Regions from separate parts of the Homo sapiens genome. Here region 2 is linked to region 1. A link is a contact called in ENCODE Hi-C or POLR2A ChIA-PET data. All regions are on one chromosome and are shown on one strand. Each heading gives the region's core, a stretch centred on a gene start or an enhancer-like site at or near the end of the contact. The rest is flanking DNA. Distances are from core to core; before and after follow the strand shown.

Region 1 (4,343 bases), core at 223-2,722:
GGCTGCCCTAGTCCCTTCTGCCCTCATCACCTGCAGGCTCGTGTGGGATTTCTGATGTGAGTTCTTTCTGCCTCGTGGCCCCTATCTGCCTGGATGGGCTCCCCCGACTCTCTGTAGGCTGGCTCCTTCTCTTTCTGTCAGTCTTGCATTAGTATGGCCTCCTCTCCCTGTCTCTCAGGACCCTTGTGTTTCCAGGGGGCTGCCCTGGCCGTTTGTGATTGTGTATCTGCTGGTTTGCCTGCTGTCTTCCCAATCAGACTGTAGATTCCAGGACAGCATGGGAGTGTTTCCATTTTGTCACTACTTTGTATCTGGGGCCCAGCAGGCAAGCACTTAGTGATTATGTTTTGTTTTGTTTTGTTTTGTTTTGAGACAGAGTTTTGCTTTTGTTGCCCAGGCTGCAGTGCAATGGTGCAATCTCAGCTCACTGCAACCGCTGCCTCCTGGGTTCAAGCGATTCTCCTGCCTCGGCCTCCCGAGTAGCTGGAATTACAGACATGCACCACCATGCTCAGCTAATTTTGTATTTTTAGTAGAGATGAGGTTTCTCCTTGTTGGTCAGGCTGGTCTCGAACTCCCGACCTCAGGTGACCCGCCTGTCTCGGCCTCCCAAAGTGCTGGGATTATAGGTGTGAGCCACTGCGCCCTAGCCAGTGATTATTTTTTGAATGGAAAAGTCAGTTACTTGAAATTCAAGTAGGTGTTGGCCTGTGGGCAGTTCTGTGAGTTTATTCTAAGTAGTGTCTCAGACTTGCTGCCTCCTCCTACCGCTACTCCCTGAGCAGAAATCTCCCCCGTGGTGACCTGGGTCACCCTGTCAGTCTCCCACCCCCTGTTAGGAGTTGGCAAAGTGTAGGGGACAAATAATAAAATCCTCCCCTGCTGTAAAGGTATCTAGTGGAAGGCAAAACTGAAACCCATGAAGATGCACATGGAGTGTCTGTGCACGGGTTTTCTCCTGCTTGCTGTCTGGGAAGCCCCAGACAGCTGCCACCTCCTTCTATGCCCTGGACTCTGTCCTCCAGAGCCAAAGACTTATCTGAGGCAGAAGGTGTGTCTGCCCAGATCTAACCACTCCAGAGAAGCCCAGAGAGGCGTGAAAGCCCTTTGTCCTTCACTGCGAGAAAGGGAGAGGTTAGGGCTAGTGGTATGGTTGGTGCCTGCTGGCAGAAGTGGGAGAAGGGACTTTGAGGAAGGATACTGCATTCAGAGGCAGGAAGAAGTGCTGAGTACTGCCCGCCACTAGGAGGTGCTGAGGGTGCACAGTTGGCACTGTGGACGAGCAGCTGGGCAGTTACCGGCAGGACGCAGTCTAGAGTAGGAGGTGGGCCTGGGCAGAAGGGCGAGTGGCTAGTTCAGAGCTCAGCCCTCTGGCCCTGCTGACACAGGCCAGGCCGGTCCACTCTGGTGGGGCAGGGAGTGTTGCCTTTGTTCACACTCTTCCCGTCTTAACACTATCTCCCTGCTATTTCAGGATCTCAGGCAAGCTCTCTGGACTCCAGCGCCCTGGCCTGGTGGTTTTACATTATCACACATTTTATCTCAGCCTCTCTGTTTGCTTATCCTTTGCTGCCCTGGCTGCCAGTGAGCTTCCTCCTGAGGCCTGAGGCAACCACAGGCTCTGCTCTCCATGGAGCACGAGGCCATGAATTTTAGTAAGCTTAAGAAGCAAAGAGCTGAAGACTTATCTTTTTTTTTTTTTTAATTTTAATTATACTGTTTTTCTCTTTCTTTTCTTTTCTTTTTTAGAAATGGAGTCTCGCTTTGTTGCCCAGGCTAGTCTCCAACTTCTGGGCTCAAGTGATCCTCCCACCTCAGCCTCCCAGAGTGCTGGGATTACAAGCATGAGCCACTGTGCCTGACTTGAAGACAATCTTTTTATTTTTATATTTTTTAATTTCTTTCTGAGAGTTTTACTCTGTCGCCCAGGCTAGAGTGCAGTGGCACAATCTCAGCTCACTGCAGCCTCTGCCTGCTGGGTTCAAGTGATTCTCATGCCTCAGCCTCCCGAGTAGCTGGGATTACAAGGTGTGCACCACCATGCCCAGCTAATTTTTGTATTTTTAGTAGAGACGGGGTTTCACCATGTTAGCCAGGATGGTCTCGATCTCCTGACCTCAAGTGATCCACCCACCTCGGCCTCCCAAAGTGCTGGGATTACAGGCATGAGCCACCACACTCAGCCTATCTTTTTATTTCATTTTTTGAGACGGAGTCTTGCTCTGTCGCCCAGGTTGGAGTGCAGTGCATTGATCTCAGCTTACTGCAACCTCCTCCTCTCAGGTTCAAGTGATTCTCTTGCCTCAGCCTCCCGAGTAGCAGGGAATACAGGCATGCACCACCACATCTGGCTAATTTTTATATTTTTTAGTAGAGATGGGGTTTCACCATGTTGGCCAAGCTGGCCTCAAAATCCCGACCTCATACGATCCACCCACCTCAGCCTCTCAAAGTGCTGGGATTACAGGCATGAGCCATTGTACCCGGCCAAAACTACCTTTTTAAAAAAACTGATTTTGGCCGGGCGCGGTGGCTCACGCCTGTAATCCTAGCACTTTGGGAGGCCAAGACGGGCGGATCACAAGGTAAGGAGTTCGAGACCAGCCTGGCCAATATGGTGAAACCCTATCTCTACTAAAAATACAAAAAAAATTAGTCGGGTGTGGTGGCGTGTGCCTGTAGTCCCAGCTACTCAGGAGGCTGAGGCAGAAGAATTGCTTGAACCCAGGAGACGGAGGTTGCAGTGAGCCGAGATCATGGCACTGCACTCCAGCCTGGACAAAAGAGCAAAATGCTGTCTCAAAAAAAAAAAAAACAAAAAACTGATTTTGCTTAGATTTGTGGTACCAGTGCTAAGCCTTTGTGTATCCTGATCCTTTTTCTCTTAGTGTTTTATATTTAATCTTGCAAGTAAGAAGGCTTACAAAGCACCACCTCTTCTCTCTCCTCTCTGGCTCTTTCCTGGCTGCTGTTCCTAGTAAAAAGGCAGAAAGCAGCCCTGGGCATATCTCCCTACCCCCAGCGTGCACAAACACACACACACATACACACACACACACACAGTCACAAACCTGGGAAAAGGCTTTACTCTTCACCCTGACAGAATCAATTAAGTCAAGACTCATCTCTGCAGTGGGTGCAGTCCCCCCAGGCAACACAGATCCCTGTCTCTCCCACTTACCCACACCATCAAGAAGCATTTGCAGGTGCCGTGACTGTTTGCTCATGCCTGCGTGTCATTTCCTCCTCCTGCAGATGAGCTGTCCATGGGACTGGGTCGTCTGAAGGACATAGCCCTGGGGATGCAGACAGAAATTGAGGAGCAAGATGACATTCTTGACCGGCTGACAACCAAAGTGGACAAGTTAGATGTCAACATAAAAAGCACAGAAAGAAAAGTTCGACAACTCTGAAGACAGACGGATTTCCACTCTATTGTGATGAAAAGATTTGAAAGATCTTTTTTTGAACTTCCAAGAAATTTCATTTACTATTTTAGTATGTAAATTAATGTGTGTTTGCAAATGTTATAATAGAGTAGGTCTTAAGACATTTTTGCTGTTATAAGGAAGTGTTTGTCCCACATTTTCCTAGGGTTAACACCTCACCAAGTTCTTCCAGCAAAATGCTTATTAGAGTTTTTGTCTGAGCACAGTAGCCTGGCCCTGCATATCTTGGGCGTTTGATTACCATGCTGGAATAAGAAGAGTTGCATTTCTCATTTTAATGAGCATATGGAAAGATGGGAACAGAATTTCAGTCTTGCAGCCATGAGCCTCTATTTCTCATTCCTAAGCCTTACCATGAGTCAGAGTGTTAAGGGGGCCTGTGAACCAGTCGTTTGGTGGAGGAGGGTCCTTCCCACACCTTTGTTTAGGAGTCATCATTCACACACACACACACACACACACACACACACACACACACACACACTCTCTGAGCACATTATCTGTGATTCTTTCATCCTCCCAGAAAGGATCAGTGTTAGAATGGGAAATAGAGTGTGCCATCTTGCTCTTTTGTTGGCAGATGTCCCCGCTTCCCTCCAGCCCCCCATCCTTGGCATGTATATTAGTAGGAGGGCTTCACACCAGCACTGCTCACTGCGACTCCTGGAAATGTGTGGGGAATTGGGTGAGCCCCTCTTCCCCACGTGCTCCCATCTGTAACTCTCCATCTGTGATTTGCAACAGGTCTTCCACTGGCTCGAGGCTGCGAGGCTGACCGACAGGGGCGCCCAATAGAGTTTGTGGGAATGGAGTATTGCACAGATGCAGCTGCACAATGGTCTTCCTCCACCCCTCTGGGAATCACCATTAGGCAGGCCTCAGTAGGGCAAAATG
Region 2 (3,946 bases), core at 500-2,999, 160 kb after region 1:
CTCCTTGATCTGAGTCACGGAAACCCCTTTGAGTTTGGTTGTGATGGAAATCTGGGGTTCCAGGTCCCGCTCCTGGTAGCCTTTTTTGGCGAGGAGCGCCCACCTGGGAAGGAGAAGATGGGCAGTGTGGTGTCCCCCCAGCGTGTAGTGACGGGGCAGAGCTGGGCCCTACATGCTCAGTTCTCTCCCCACACCCTACAGGCTCCCAGTCCAGCATCCTCTCTGGCCCCACTTCCCACTGTAGACTCCCTGAACGAGACAGAAGCTCCAGCCATGCATCAGAGAGCCAGTGCCCTCAGACAATCACCTTCACTAGCCAGCACCCACCCCCAGCCTCAGTAGACCCAGCTCCGAGCTTATAGACTCCCCTGACCGGAGATATAGCTGGTGGTCTCTCTGGGGGCCTAGTGCTCCAGCTCTCACAGATGTTAAGGACAATGTCTTGTGCCCCCTGGGTGGGGCCGTGGGGAGGGACTGGGAAGCAGGCAGGTGGACACACAGGACAAACACACAGCTTGTTCTTGCTCTCCTGTCTTGTATTGCCTACCTCCCACCCCGTCCCATTATGGCCCCTTCCCCTCCAGCCCCTAAACAGCCCAACCCTCAACTTCAACCCAGCAGGACCAAGCCCCACCCCCGACCTCTTCCCTTGCCCCTCCAGCCTGGCCAAAAGCTCTTCTCTCTTACCCTACCACATAGACGACGATCCCAAACTGCAGCAGCCTCTGCAGGGCGCCCCCCCACCAGTTCCTGGTCATCACATACTTCTCCGTTTTATAATCCAGAAGCCCCTAGTCTGCTGTGGCCCCTGGGGAGCCCATGCTGCCAGCTCCTGCTAGCTGCGGGCACATGAGTCAGCATGGCAGCTGCAGCCGCAGCTGAACAGGAGGCAAAGCAGGGCCCGAGCCAGGCCACGCCAGCCGCTGTTAAAGGGACACTTCCACTAAAGCAGGATCCAGCCTCCAACACCCAGCCTTCAGCCCCTAACCCCAGCTGCCCTGCACCTCCCACCCTCCCTACATTCTCTTTGCTGGGCCCTGGTGGCACACAGAAAACAGCAGCTCTGTCCCTGCCCTCTGGCCTCACTTCCTCCGGTGGGAGTGGACGTGGTGAGAGGATGGGGAAGGACAGCTGTTATCAGTGCTGTGAGAAGACGGCCTGAGGGCAGCAACAGCCCCGGGGGGGCTCTGAGTAAAGCTTCAGGAATAAGTGACTTCTGAGCTGACGCTTGCAGATTCTGAAGTTCAACAAGCAGACAAAGATGGGGATGGAGGTTCCCAGGGGAGCGAACAGCGTATGCAAAGGCCAGCGCATGCAAGAGAACTGAGAGCCACAGAGTGAGAGGGTGACCTGGCTCTGCGAAGTTCCCCAGGCCCTCCTGAAAAGCCATTCCCAAGTGCAGTGAAGAAAACACAAGCTCTGGAGTCAGGCATGTTTCCCATTCCATGAAAGGGGGGCGATGCTGGAACCGCCTAGGGGAGGCAGGGGGATAAACGCAGCAAGGCGCCCAATCCGGTGCATGGTCTGTGGCGCATGCAGTGTATCAGCCCGGGCGAGGAGCCTCAGCACAAGCCGGCCACAGTTTCTACGGCAACCGACAACACCGGGTTGCCGGGGCGACCGCCGCGGGAGAGCGCGTCGCTATTGGCTGTGGGGGGTGCCTGTTGCTGGACGGCACATTCGGTTGGTCAGCGCAGCCGCAGACTCCGCCCACAATCCCGGGCCGCGCTCTGGGCGCGGGGTCAAGCTGTCTCCGACTCAGTGTCTGAGACTGCGAGAGGGTCGTAACCATGAGGGGTTCCTGTGAGAGGTCTGGGGAGGATGAAGAGCAGAAAGAAGAGGCTATGGTGGCCTGTGGGCGTCTTTCAGGGGTCCCCGAGGCCGAGCAGGGTCCCGAGGCCAATTGGGACTCCGACCTGGAGACGGAAGGTGCTCGGGGGAGGGGGCAGGCCCGACTCCTCCCCTTTGGGGGTCTTCTCCCGCAGGGGTTGGGGGAGGCGGGCTGGGGCTAAGGCCAGCAGGGAACGTACCCGCCTGCGGGGCGCCTCCAGCCCCCTGCCTTCCCTTCATTGCTCCTGGAAGCATCAGGATAAAATGCAAAATCCCGCCAGACAGTGCACCAAGGGCTGTCCCACCCTGAAATGAAATCAGAGCCGGGTTTTCCCAATCCACAGGAAAAACTAAGCTAATGGATGTATGGAATTTAGAACTATCTCGGTTTTTTCTCCCGTAAAATGTTTACAAAACATTTGTGGCCTGCAATCCAGGTTAAAAGACACAGCATGCAATTTGGCATCAGACAGGCAGAGGCCTGACTCTGGCAGGATTAGCTACCACCACTAGCTGTGGGATGCTCAGCGCAGGCCAGCCATGACTTCTACTACAAACAACATTGGGTTGCTTGGGCTCATATTTATTAATAAATAAATATATAAATAAATTATTTATTTATTAGAGCCAGGGTCTTGCTCTGTCACCCGGGCGTCAGTGCAGTGGCAGGATAATAGCTCACTGCAGCCTTGAACTCTGCACTCTAGTGAGCCTTCTGCCTCAGCCTCCTGAGTAGCTGGGACTACAGGAGACCACCACGTCTGGCTAATATAAAAATTTTTTGGCTGGGTGGGGTGGCTCACGCCTGTAATCACAGCACTTTGGGAGGCCCAGGCAGGCAGATCACCTGAGGTCAGGAGTTCGAGACCAGCCTGGCCAACATGGTGAAACCCCGTCTCTACTGAAAATACAAAAAACTAGCCCAGTGTGGTGGTGGGCGCCTGTAATCCCAGCTACTCGGGAGGCTGAGGCAGGAGAATTGCTTGAACCTGGGAGGCAGAGGTTTCAGTGAGCCGAGATCGTGCCACTGCATTCCAGCCTGGGTGACAGAGCAAGAGTCTGTCTCGAAAAAAAAAAAAAGAAAATTTGTCTAGCTATGTTGCCCAGGTTGTCCAGCTTTCTTTTGATAGCCGTATGACTTTAAGGAAAAGATTTGCGTTGCCTGAGGCTTGATGTCCTCATCTGTCATATGGGAGCAGTGGTCCCAAGAAGCACAGGAAGCAGTGCTTCTAGAGGCAAAACATAGGCCAGGTAGTGACACAGGGCAGGGGAGGACACAGGTGGCTGTAGCTGTGCAGGGTCCACATTCGTCCCCCTGTCTCCTGCCAGGCACCGATGGGCTTGGAGAACTGGTCAGGGACACACTGTACCTGAGGTCTTGCCGGGCCCATAGTGTTGTGCCCATCTCCTGCTTTCTGCGCCAAGGGAGCGCCCAAGAGCTGAACCTCCGGCACCGTGGCCTGGGGCCCCAGGTACCACTGGAGGGACACTGTATCCAGGCTTACGGGGAGAGGCCTCGGGAGACAGCAGCCATGGGAGTGCCCCTGTGTCTGTCCCCTACACTCCCCAGCTTCTGCCTGTGTCAGTCATGCCCTACCCTCCACATCTGGGAGACAGATGGGATTGAGGCTGTGACAGGTGGCGTTAAGGGTTGTGGATCCTGCAGGCTCCTAACCCGCTGGGGGGTCAGGGAGAGCTGGGGGTGGGGGGAGACCTTCACAGAGCCTAAAAGGAGAAGCAGGTGTCACTTAAAACAGGTGGGAAGGGGAGGGCTTTCCAGCTGGAGGATGTGGAGTGGGCTGAGCCCTGGAGCATGAGCCAGGATAGTGGCCAGTGTGTTTGCTCTGTCTGTCCCAGGGCGCCCGGGCTCTGGCTTCCTCATTGAGCTCCAATCCATATGTCAAGCGGCTGGACCTTCGAGACAATGGGCTCTGTGGGGCAGGTGCAGAGGCCCTGGCAGGTGCCCTGAGCAAAAGCAGCAGCATCCATGGTAGGTGCTGGGTCTGGGGCAGGTGGGCAGGCGTGTCCTCCTTTTCCTCAGGGATGTGCCTCCATCGTTGAAAGCTGGGCCGTGTCACCTGGGGCCTGCTGGTGTTGCTGGTGGATAGAAGAGGGG

Evidence for each region. Hi-C counts contacts between places; a loop is a spot of excess contacts on that map. ChIA-PET counts read pairs that join two places held with the same protein, here RNA polymerase II (POLR2A). Pooled maps may share reads with other maps.
Region 2: a pooled map shows a loop between it and region 1 (4-fold over the local background). The contact joins the promoter of LRRC74B here to the enhancer-like site in region 1. A Hi-C loop is called at or near these places in 7 of 50 pooled maps. POLR2A ChIA-PET finds 5 or more read pairs at or near these places in 4 of 52 experiments (RWPE1, WTC11, activated CD4-positive, alpha-beta T cell and 1 more).

Annotation. Positions count from the first base shown.
Region 1 is chr22:20,884,424-20,888,766 of GRCh38, forward strand. SNAP29 (synaptosome associated protein 29) reads left to right here. Exons shown (of 5, transcript NM_004782.4): 5 at 3,256-4,343. The coding sequence ends at 3,413. Among named protein-coding and RNA genes, the nearest start is that of SNAP29, 28 kb to the left of the region's middle. RefSeq lists an enhancer at 1,348-1,848. Within about 2 kb of position 1,473, at least 25 of the 41 ENCODE cell types and tissues checked have a DNase peak (open chromatin) inside an H3K27ac peak, as active enhancers do.
Region 2 is chr22:21,044,197-21,048,142 of GRCh38, forward strand. LRRC74B (leucine rich repeat containing 74B) reads left to right here and starts at 1,750. Exons shown (of 10, transcript NM_001291006.2): 1 at 1,750-1,929; 2 at 3,160-3,302; 3 at 3,688-3,820. The coding sequence starts at 1,791. It also overlaps the pseudogene P2RX6P.